Linked DNA regions of Mus musculus: regions 2, 3 and 4 are each linked to region 1. A link is a loop called in an ENCODE intact Hi-C map of the cell type or tissue named here. Cell type or tissue: left cerebral cortex. All regions are shown on one strand. Region 1 holds the start of Ptp4a2 (protein tyrosine phosphatase 4a2). Region 2 has its middle 22 kb from the start of 1700108I11Rik. Region 3 has its middle 3.8 kb from the start of Tmem39b. Region 4 has its middle 23 kb from the start of E330017L17Rik.

Evidence for each region. Hi-C counts contacts between places; a loop is a spot of excess contacts. Peaks named below come from ENCODE experiments on the same cell type or tissue, not always from the same donor. Only the 100,000 strongest peaks of a DNase experiment are listed, where the experiment ranks them.
Region 2: it touches region 1 in a loop (4-fold over the local background); 6 of 42 quality-filtered maps call a loop at or near these places.
Region 3: a loop joins it to region 1, with 3 times the contacts of the local background. A loop is called at or near these places in 2 of 42 quality-filtered maps.
Region 4: it touches region 1 in a loop (2.0-fold over the local background); 6 of 42 quality-filtered maps call a loop at or near these places.

The regions. Positions count from the first base shown.
Region 1 is chr4:129,818,711-129,821,210 of GRCm38, reverse strand. Ptp4a2 (protein tyrosine phosphatase 4a2) reads right to left here and starts at 732. Exons shown (of 6, transcript NM_008974.4): 1 at 610-732. In left cerebral cortex, a CTCF peak has its summit at 1,065; DNase peaks (open chromatin) are centred at 438, 1,147 and 2,108; H3K4me3 peaks cover 1,681 bases; H3K27ac peaks cover 2,179 bases.
Region 2 is chr4:129,874,085-129,876,584 of GRCm38, reverse strand. No RefSeq gene overlaps it. Among named protein-coding and RNA genes, the nearest start is that of 1700108I11Rik, 22 kb to the right of the region's middle. In left cerebral cortex, no CTCF peak of the experiment used is centred here; DNase peaks (open chromatin) are centred at 1,036 and 1,608.
Region 3 is chr4:129,699,436-129,701,935 of GRCm38, reverse strand. It overlaps a transcript of Tmem39b not described here. Among named protein-coding and RNA genes, the nearest start is that of Tmem39b, 3.8 kb to the right of the region's middle. In left cerebral cortex, CTCF peaks have their summits at 272 (motif pointing left) and 1,293 (motif pointing left); a DNase peak (open chromatin) is centred at 269; H3K27ac peaks cover 220 bases.
Region 4 is chr4:129,881,684-129,884,183 of GRCm38, reverse strand. No RefSeq gene overlaps it. Among named protein-coding and RNA genes, the nearest start is that of E330017L17Rik, 23 kb to the left of the region's middle. In left cerebral cortex, no CTCF peak of the experiment used is centred here; DNase peaks (open chromatin) are centred at 1,070 and 1,410; H3K4me3 peaks cover 375 bases; H3K27ac peaks cover 223 bases.

The sequences.
Region 1 (2,500 bases):
CTTTACCGGCTAAAACTCAGACTCCGGGACAAGAGTCAAGCTTGGATGGTTAGCGCTGGGAAATGGGGGTGGGGAGGATGGCAAAGACATCTCTGGAAATTCATAAATTTACAATACATTTTTACGAAAAGGGGAAAGAACGCCAGAGATCAGCGTCACGGGAGACTCAGACCCTTTTCTCTTACTTGACTGCAACTCAGGGATCCCACGCTTGAGTGAATTAAGTCCCTGGACGCGAAGGGTTCCCTATCAACACAAAGACCAAGGGGCCTCCAGGATGCCTGTGCTCACGCGCCGGACAAACGCAGGCGCACCCCTGCACACCACCTAGTCCGCCACGCTCCTCCTCGTCCCCACTCGCTCTCACCACACCTTCGCCCCCACAAGGACACATGCTGCCCGCACACGCACCTTCTCCCGCATTCTTCTACGCTCTCTCGCTCTCTCGCTCGCTCACCCCACCTCGAGCCGCGCTCCCCGCCCCTGGCCCGGCCCGGCCCTCCTTCCGGGGACGTGTCTCGGGCCTGCTCTAATGGCAGCGGCGCCTCCCGCCCTCCCCTGCCCGAGGCCCGGGCGCCGCGCGGGGCCGCCCGGGAGGGGCGCACTCACGCTGGCAAGCTGGGGACTGGGCATTGAAGGCCGGCGGAGGCGGGAGCGAGGAGGCGCCTCTCTCCTCAGTCACCTCGGCGGCGGCGGCGGCGGCGGGAGCGGCGGCGGCGGCGGCGACGACTCCCCCCCAGCCTCGGCGCGCGACACCCGGCCCGGCCCGGCGGCGGCGGCGGCGGCGCGTGTCCACGAGTCCGTCTTGCTGCTGCTACTGTTGCTGCCGCGACCGCCGCTGTGTTCCCCCCCCGCTGCCGCCGCTGCCCCCGCTACCGCCGCTGCCCGCTGGCGTCGCCTCGCGCCGTGCCCGGCCGCTGCTGCCGCTCCAGCCGCTCCCGGACGAACGACGGTTACAGCCCGGCCGATCGCGCCGCCGCCACCACCGCTGCGCGCGCAGCCGGACCAGCTCCCGCCGCCGCCCCTCAGGGGGCGCTGCGGGGCGCGGCGCGCGCGGCGCAGCCACGCCCTCGGAACCGATGATTGGCTGCCGGCGGCTCGCGGCGGTTGGCCCCACCCACTCTGCCTACAGAGCTTTGACCCACTGCCCTGGGCGCCTCCCGCGCTCCGCCTCCGCGTGGCTTGCTGCGCTCGGCACTGGGGGCGACGGAAGGCGTATACATGTGACCGGCGCGGGGTGGGGGTAGCGGGGTGACGAACGTGGCTGAGGGAAGCGCCCGCCCACTCTGCGACTCGCCCATCCGCACCTGGGTCTAAGTTAGCGCCTCTGGCCACCCAGTGACCCGCAAGGTCGCGGGCGGATTCCGGATCCCGGGAGGCGCCTCGAGCCAGATCCCGCTGGGTCTGGGACTGGGACTGGGCGGCAACCGGGGCCTGAGCTCGGGGATTTCCAGCTCAGAAGTGGGGAACCGAGTACCTTATACTTGGCTGTCCTTCCTGGAGGCCTCGAACATCTCTGCGAAGTCTCTCTGCCCTGCTCCCCAGACCTCTATCGGGCAAGCAACACACAGACTCTTTAGATACGGAAATGCAGAATTAAGGAAAAAGTTTTTTCCTAGGTATTCTCAACTATTAAGCGGAATACTGTCTTCACAGCACAGATACTCTTCAATACTTAAATAAAGTATGAAGAATGGGCGTGATTAAAAAAAAAAGTCTGGCGGTGGTGGCCTATGCCTTTAAACCCAGTTCAAGGCCAGCCTGGTCTACAGAAAGAAAGCACCTCTAGAATTGGAACTGGGAATAGAACTCTGGGAAAAGCTTGCCTTGCATGTGAGGCCCTAAATTCAACTCTTGGGAGCCTCAAAAAAAAAAAAAAGTTTGAGTTGGATTTTAACAGTTTTGAAGATTATCTTAGAGATTCTCTAATGGAAGGAGGTTTTTTGTGTTGTGTTGTTTTGTTTTGTTTTTGTTTGCCTTTTGCTTTTGAAACCTGGCCAGAAGTTATAAGCCAGTTCATGCATCTTGATTTCTTGTTTGGAAAATGTGGTTACCCGGTGAGTTGGGAGGCTGGTTTGGGCTATTGCCAAGTGGAACAGGAAAAGGCTCTGGAGGCTGGCCTGAGAAGTGGGTTAGATTTCCCCAAGATGGGAGTGGGCAGAAAAGTGTATACTCACTATCCCGCACGGAACCCTCGCCCACCCAGGATTGACACTTACAAGGAAATGAGAATGCCCCTGGAGCTATCGCTCCCCAGTGTGTTCATCCTGCCCTTGCCCTGTGAGGAAATGCAGTGGTCAGTGGTCATTAGCCCTTTCCCACGAGGCAGTCCTGGAGCATCGCTCCTCACCAGAAGCTGCCCTTTAGAACTTAGTTTTAAAAAGAAAGATCTAATGACTCAGCCTCCTACAGCCACAGCGCAGAACTCAGGAGGATGGGGTATTTTAGGGCAAGTCTGTGTGGCCTTGCTGTGTGGGAGTTAAAAGGCCTTGAGGAGCAA
Region 2 (2,500 bases), 55 kb before region 1:
TTATTTTTAAAAACCAATTTATTTTGATGCGGATGAATAAGTTGCTTGCAGGTATGTATGTCCACCACCTGCATCCCTAGTGCCTGAGGAGACCAGAACTGGGGACAGAATCCCCTGGAACAGGAATTACAAGATGGTTGTGACCTGCCATTTAGGGGCTGCTAATGGAACCCAGCCAACCAGAGCTCTCAAACTACTTAGCCATCTCCAACCTCCTCCCCAACTCCTGCTTCCCCTCCCTTTCCCCTCCTCTTCCTTCTTTCTTTCTCTCTTCCTTTCTTTTTCTTTGGACAGAGTTTCTCTGTATAACCCTGGCTGTCCTGGAACTCACTCTGTAGCCCAGGCTGGCCTTGAACTCATAGAGCAACTCCTGACTCTGCCTCCCAAGTGCTGGGGTTACAAGTATGGGTGTGCAGCGTCCCTGTCAAGTCCAGGGGACAATAACTTGAGGCACTTTTCCTGCTCCTTTGGCTGTTCTGCGCCATCTTCAGTGATGTCCTCGGAGCCTCAGGGCAAGGGGTTGTGATACAGAGAGCGCTTTAGGGACAAGCACTCAACAATTTCTCAGTCTCTGTATTTTGACTGGTTGTTGATCTCTATTAATCTCCATCGACTGGTGCAGGGTGGGGGTGGGGGGGACAGGCAGAGCTTCTCTGAAGGGACTCAGGAATTATTCTAGAGAGCAGGCGGCCTAGGAGGTTTTTAGTCCACTTTGATTTCATAAGAACTAGATGGGGGTTGGGCGTGGTGGTATAAGCCTTGAATCTCAGCATGCGGGGGGGGGGTGAGGGGGGGCGAGGCAAGAGAATTGTCATGAGTTCAAGGTCTCTCTGAACTACCTATTAAATTTGAGGCCAGCCATAGCAAAAAAAAAAAAAAAACAGGGCCATTATTACTATGTCCACCATAGCTTGTTTATAACAACAAAACCTGGAACTATTTGGAGTCTACGGACGGAGACGCGGTTAAATAAGGATGTTACACCCACATGCTCAGCGGGAAGTCGGGCAGCTGTTAAAATGATGATGCATGCTTGCGCCTGATGTAGGAGCTGCTCACATAGTTATTATTTTGTAGGGAAAGTAGGTTACATATCACTATTTTATACTACAACCTGATTTTACGCCTGAATGCAAGATGGTATAAATGCCCACGGACGAGTGTAATTATATGCAAAGTATTTGGGAAAGTGTTTGGAATGAGACGGGTGGAACATTACCAGGACTTACTGCTACAGGACGAGTGCGTGCCTAGGCTTTACCGTATGCTTAACTGTATTTTAATTTTTTAAAATAATGACCGTGAAATAAAAAGGAGTAATAAAAAAAAAAAAGCATGAAATCCATGGTTGGGGAGAGGAGGAGCTACAGACGCGGCTAGCGACATGGGCGACTCGGACAAAAAGTGAGTTGATTCCTTTTTCAGTGTAAATGAAGCTTTATCTGGCTTTTGTCATTGAGGTGAGATATAGAGAGTATATAAATGTGCTGCTTTAATGATTGGTGAGTGTGTAGTCCAGTGACGTTGAGTCTGTTCATTCGTCATGGGACCATCGCCACCCTCCAGCTCTAAACCTTTTCTTTTTCTCAAGCTGCAATTCTGCAAGTGCCCATGCCACGCCCATGCCCACACCCATGCCCACGCCTCCCTCCTCCTCAGCTCCTGGCAATTGCCGTTTTGATGTTCTGGGAGACCCAGATGCTCTGGGTGCCTTGTTTAAGTGGCACTTGCCTTTTCTTTAACAAACACAAAGTTTTAAGGCTTATTTTCACTTTACGTGTATGGTGTATGAGTGTTTTGCCTGCATGCATGTATGTGCACCATGCGTGCCTGTTGGATCCCCTGGAACTGGGGTGACAGATAGTTGTGAGCCACTGTGTAGGTGCTAGAAATTGAACCTGAGTCCTTTGCAAAAGCAACATGTGCTGTCAACCACTGAGCCATCTCTGCAGCCCTGGGCACTGGCCTTTTCACCTGGCTTGGTTCCCTGAGGAGAATCTAATGTCTTCAAGGGTCATCCAAGTCACAAAAAGAATTGTCTTCTTTTTTAAATAATGTTTTCATGTGTGTTTGTGTGTGTGTGTCTCCCTCTGTGTGTATGTGTGTGTGTGTCTGTCTATGTATATGTGTGTGTCTCTTCCTTTGTGTGTGTGTGTGTGTGTATGTGTGTGTGTCTGTCTATGTATATACGTGTGTGTCTCTTCCTCTCTGTGTATATGTGTGTCTCTCTGTGTGTGTATGTGTGTGTGTGTCTCCCTCTCTGTGTCTGTGTGTGTGTGTGTGTGTGTATCTATGTATTTGGGATGCTGGGCTACCAGAAGGTGCATATGAAATTCAGAGAACCTGTGGGAGTCACTTCTCTCCTTCCACTCTGTAGGTTCCAAGGACAGAGCTCAGGTAGTCAGGCTTGACAATAAATACTTTATCTACAGAGTCATCTCCCTGGCCCTTTTTTTCCTTTTTAAAGGCAAACTAATATTCCATTATATTAGAAGAAAGG
Region 3 (2,500 bases), 120 kb after region 1:
GTGTGGGAGTCGGGTGTGCACCACGGTGGCTGCCCCAAGCACCTAGCTAGACTATGTGGATAGCACCAGGGATTCTAGTTGGGTAATAATTTAGAGTCAGAGTTCATGGGTGTTAGGGCCTAAGACACACAGACACGAGTTTAGACTGTACACCTGCCTGGTCATCTTGCTTTGTCTTACGCCACACGCCCCAATCTTAGCACGTATCTGAAAAGGAAACTGGTTTCGCGTCCCTGTTGCTTTGGGAACTCCTGTTTCTTTGTATGTGGCTCCCTCTGGCGGGTGTTGATGGTAAGGAAGTAAGATCAGATATAAGACTGACATACCACTCTGAGAGAATGAAGTGGGGCAACTCTCCCAACTCCTAATGACAGCCACCGGAATTGTCATACACTGTGTCTCTGCAATCTACCCACAATCTAGTCCCCACAATAATGAATAGGAATTAATTCTAATTCTCAGACAGATTTGAAGACCTGGAATCAAATTCTTTGCAGCATTTAGGATCCTCAAATGATCTTACCATCTTACCAATCTGTTTTTCTAGCTTCAATTATTGTCTTGGTTTTATTTACCATTAATACAAAATGCCCCAACAAAAGCAGGTCGGGGAATGAGTTTATTTTATCTCACAGTCCAATTGTAGACCATATGATAATCAAGGCAGCGGTAACTTGAAGCTGCTAGTCACATCCACCGTCAGGAGCAGAGAGGACAGATGCGTAACACTCATTTTCTCCTCAGTCCAGGACCCAAACCTCGGCGTGATTAAATGAGTCCTCCCTCTTTGTTGACATAATTAAGATAGTATAGGCCAACCGGATCAAGAAAATGCCTCTTTGAAATTCTTCCCCAGCTATTCCAGGTTGTGTGTCCGGTTCACAAAACTAATCTCAAATATGCTCAAGCCGACCAGACTCTTCTGGAGGAAATGCTAACTTGAAGCATTGTGCTGCCGGGTGGTTGTTGGCACACGCCTTTAATCCCAGCACTTGGGAGGCAGAGGCAGGGGGATTTCTGAGTTTGACGCCAGCCTGGTCTACAAAGTGAGTTCCAGGATAGCCAGGGCTACAGAGAAACCCTGTTTGGGGGGGGGGGAGGAAGCATTGTGCTGTGTCCTGCCCCTTCAGACTACAGGCCTGTCAAAACAACATGGGACCTCAAACTGGCTAGATGGCTCAGTGGTTAAGAGCACTGACTGTTCTTCCAGAGGTCCTGAGTTCAAATCCCAGCAACCACATGGTGGCTCACAACCATCTATAGTGAGATACGATGCCCTCTTCTGGTATGTCTGAAGACAGCTACAGTGTACTTACATATAATAAATAAAACTAGATTATTAAAAAAAAGAAAAACAAAAAATCATGAGGCCTTTGCTTAGTTTAGCTCAGTGTTCAGGCTGGCCATTGCGGCAGAAACTTTTAATCCCAGCAGAGGCTAGATTTCTGAGGTTGGAGGCCAGCCAGGACTAATGAGTGAAACCCAATCTCAAAAAGCTTCCCAGTGGCTTGCTTTGTTATTATCTCTGTAAAACATAAAATGTGAAGTTTGACAAGAACATAGGTATGAGGGCTGATGTATGGAAGGGCTAACCACACAAAGAATGAAAGTGACCCAAGAGATTAGAACAAGAACACCCTTGAATGGTCTTATATTAATCATCTAAAATGTCTTTGGGAGACCAAATCACTTGGCAGCTGGGGTGGCTGCAGGTGACATTTCTTCAAAGCCTTTGCTTTCATCAGCCATCACAAGGAAATCTCAAGATTTCTTTCTTGATAGCTGTAGTGTATATACTATGAAAACATCTCATTTTACCTCACTTAGATCACTAATTCCCCCTCCCCTCGAGCCAGCCACTTGTCTGGAGTTGCAGGGCTGTTGGAGTGCTTTGACTTCTCAATCATTTGCCCACTGGAACTTCAAGAAGACTCAGCCACAAATGGACTGAGGGAGGCAGATTTCCCAGGGGAGAATCATCTTTCTTATTGGAAACAATGGATGTCCAGCAAGCGGTCATAACAAAGCCGGTTGGACCCATGGGTGCCCTTGCTGTCTTACACTGAGTTGTAGGTATGCCAAGTCAATTCAGTAAATATTTCCTGGGAATTCGCTATGTACGATGTTCGTATTTTTTACACTGTAGATTCATAAACATTACCAACTCCACAGGCAGTTACCAGATTCAAGAGATGTTTCATCCCGTATGGTACAAACACACTTTACAAACCAACAAAAGACCATGCTAGAGATTAATCCCAGGGCCTTCCAACAGACACTGGACCATTCAACAAAACTTACTCATCTCAGAAACCAGGTCTGACCCCTCCTAGGAAGTTGTTTTCATACTATCCTCTGCCTACTGCTAAAAGGGATCGTTCAAAACATCCTGTTTCTTCATTCAGGTGTAGCAATTTGTTATCTCTGTCCCCAGGATATAGCAGTAACTGAAAATATGGCTAGGTGTCACCCACATTCCCGCAGATGGCCCGGCTTTGGT
Region 4 (2,500 bases), 63 kb before region 1:
CCCTTGGCTTCTGCGGCTGCGCACACCTGGGACTTCCTACCCGTTCTTGCATCCTAACCTTCCCATCCGGCTCCTGGCTTAACAGCTCCCTTTTCTCAGGAGCCGCCCCACCCACAACGTACAGTGTCTTCCTGAGAATGCTCGGCCACAGATGAGGTCTCCAGCTCCCATCTGTCCTGGGAGGCCTTTGTTTTTGTTGTTGTTTGTTTGTTTGTTTGTTTGTTTGAGACAAGGTTTCTCTGTGTAGCCTCGACTGTCCTGGAACTCCATAGACCAGGCTGGCCTCAAACTCAGAGATCTGCCTGCCTCTCTGCCTCTGCCTCTCTGCCTCTCTGCCTCTCTGCCTCTCTGCCTCTCTGCCTCTCTGCCTCTCTGCCTCTCTGCCTCTCTGCCTCTCTGCCTCTCTGCCTCTCTGCCTCTGCTTCTGCCCCTCTGCCTCTGCCCCTCTGCCTCTGCCCCTCTACCTCTGCCTCTGCCTCTGCCTCTGCCTCTGCCTCTGCCTCTGCCTCTGCCTCTGCCTCTGCCTCTGCCGAGTGCTGGGATTAAAGAAAGGCGTGCACCACCTCTTCCTGGTTTGGGAGATTTAAGCCTACAAATTTGCTAGACTTTGGCTTCTTTTTAATAAATCTCCACTTGTTCTGCAATAAATAAATTACAGCTTAAGGAGGCTGAGGCAGGATGAACACTTAAACTCAGGACTGAGGCCACAGCACAGTCTTTAGCCTCTCCGTGTGTGTGTGTGTGTGTGTGTGTGTGTGTGTGTGTGTGTATTTCTGTCTGTCTCTGTCTCTCTGTCTCTCTGTCTCTCTCAAGCACACTCACTTGCTATCTCTCTATCTCTGTCTGTGTCCCTGTCTCTCTCTGTCTCTGTGTCTCTGTCTGTCTCTGATTCTCTGTGGGTGTGTGTGTCTGTCTCTCTCTCCCCATCTCTCCTGTAACTTGTAACTCTGGGCATAGAATCCAGGGGATCTCAGCCAACTGCAGGCAAATGCTCTACCACTGAACTACAGCCCAGGCTTCAAGATCCTGTTTCGAAACAGAACAACAAACCGAAAAGGAAGAAGTTCCTCCTTCGCTGCTTTTCTGCCTCATTCATCGAGGCAGGCTCTCTCAGTCAAACCCAGAGCTCACCGATATGGCTGGTTGCACTAGCCTACTCTGGAGATAGCTTGCTCTGCCTTCCAGCAGGCCACCACGTCCACCCAGCCTTTCATGGGTCCTGGACATCCAAACTTCCATTCTCACATTTACGCAGCACATACTTTAACATCTGAACTCTCTCTCCAAGGCATGTGCACAATTTTTAAGTTTCCAAATGGTCCCAGAGGAAAGGGTACAGGACAGGGGCGGGGGGGGGGGGGGGGCGCAAGGGGAACTTTAGATACTTGCTCTGTTTCTGTAGGGAAGGACTTTCTGTGGGCCTGAACTTTACCTTTGGCTGGCTGACAGGATGTGGTATGCAGCCTTGGCAGGGACTTTGCCTTTCTCAGGATGACAGTGGGGGTGGAGCTCCAGGAGCCCGGGGGGAAGGGGGGGAGGAGAGCATCTAGACACCTAGGGGGTCATCCTTTGCTAACTCGTTGAGGAATCCTTGTGTTAGGAAACTGGTTCTTTCTTTTAAAAATAAAAATTAAACTACTCTGTTTTGCAGCATTTGCCCACTTCCGTGATGTAAATATTCCCACCGGGGCCAATTTCACACTACCACAGTGTACCGAGCAGCTCACAGAATTCCTGCAGCTTTAGCAAGGAGCTCTCTCTTGCTCACCTGCCCAGGGCCACTCCCATGAGCCATTCTCCACGGAGTCCCAAAGATAACTGAGGAGCCTCTAAGGAGAACTAAGGACTTGTCAGCACACAAACAGGGCGCTAATGCAAGCAGGGAATTAAACCCTACTCACTAGCAACGAGCTGATGGAGTTAGAGACTTGAGCTATGTTTGCATTAAAATATTTTTTACTTGCTTTCTCTCGGTATAAAACAGACACAAAGGACGGCAGTTCGTTCCACGGGTGTGTGCTGAGAGCCTTGCTCCTCGACAGCAGTGCTCTAGGCACACAGGACTAACGAGATGAACGAGACAAGGTTCTTGGCCTCCGGAAGCTTACATTAGAATCTAGACATTAACATTACACAGTCATAATTTACAGAGAAAACTGAAGTGGAGAAGGGACTAGGAAGTGGGGAGGACTCCTGTTTTAGATGGTTGGGAGAAGCCCTTCCTGATGAACGAACACTTGAACGGGGATGAAGAAGAGGAAGCTGCTAGTCCCGAGGCTGGCAGAGACATTCCAGGCAGGAGAGTGGAGTTGGCCAGAGTTGGGGGTGGAGCTGGGGCCCTGAGTTGACCTGTGTGAGGTCAGCAGGGTTCAGGTGTGGCTGGAGAAGCATGTGTGTGTGTGTGTGTGTGTGTGTGTGTGTGTGTGTTTGTACACATATAGGGAGAAGTAGGATTAAATTAAGTCAGGGCCCTGAATTTGCATTTTCTGTGGTAAGGAAG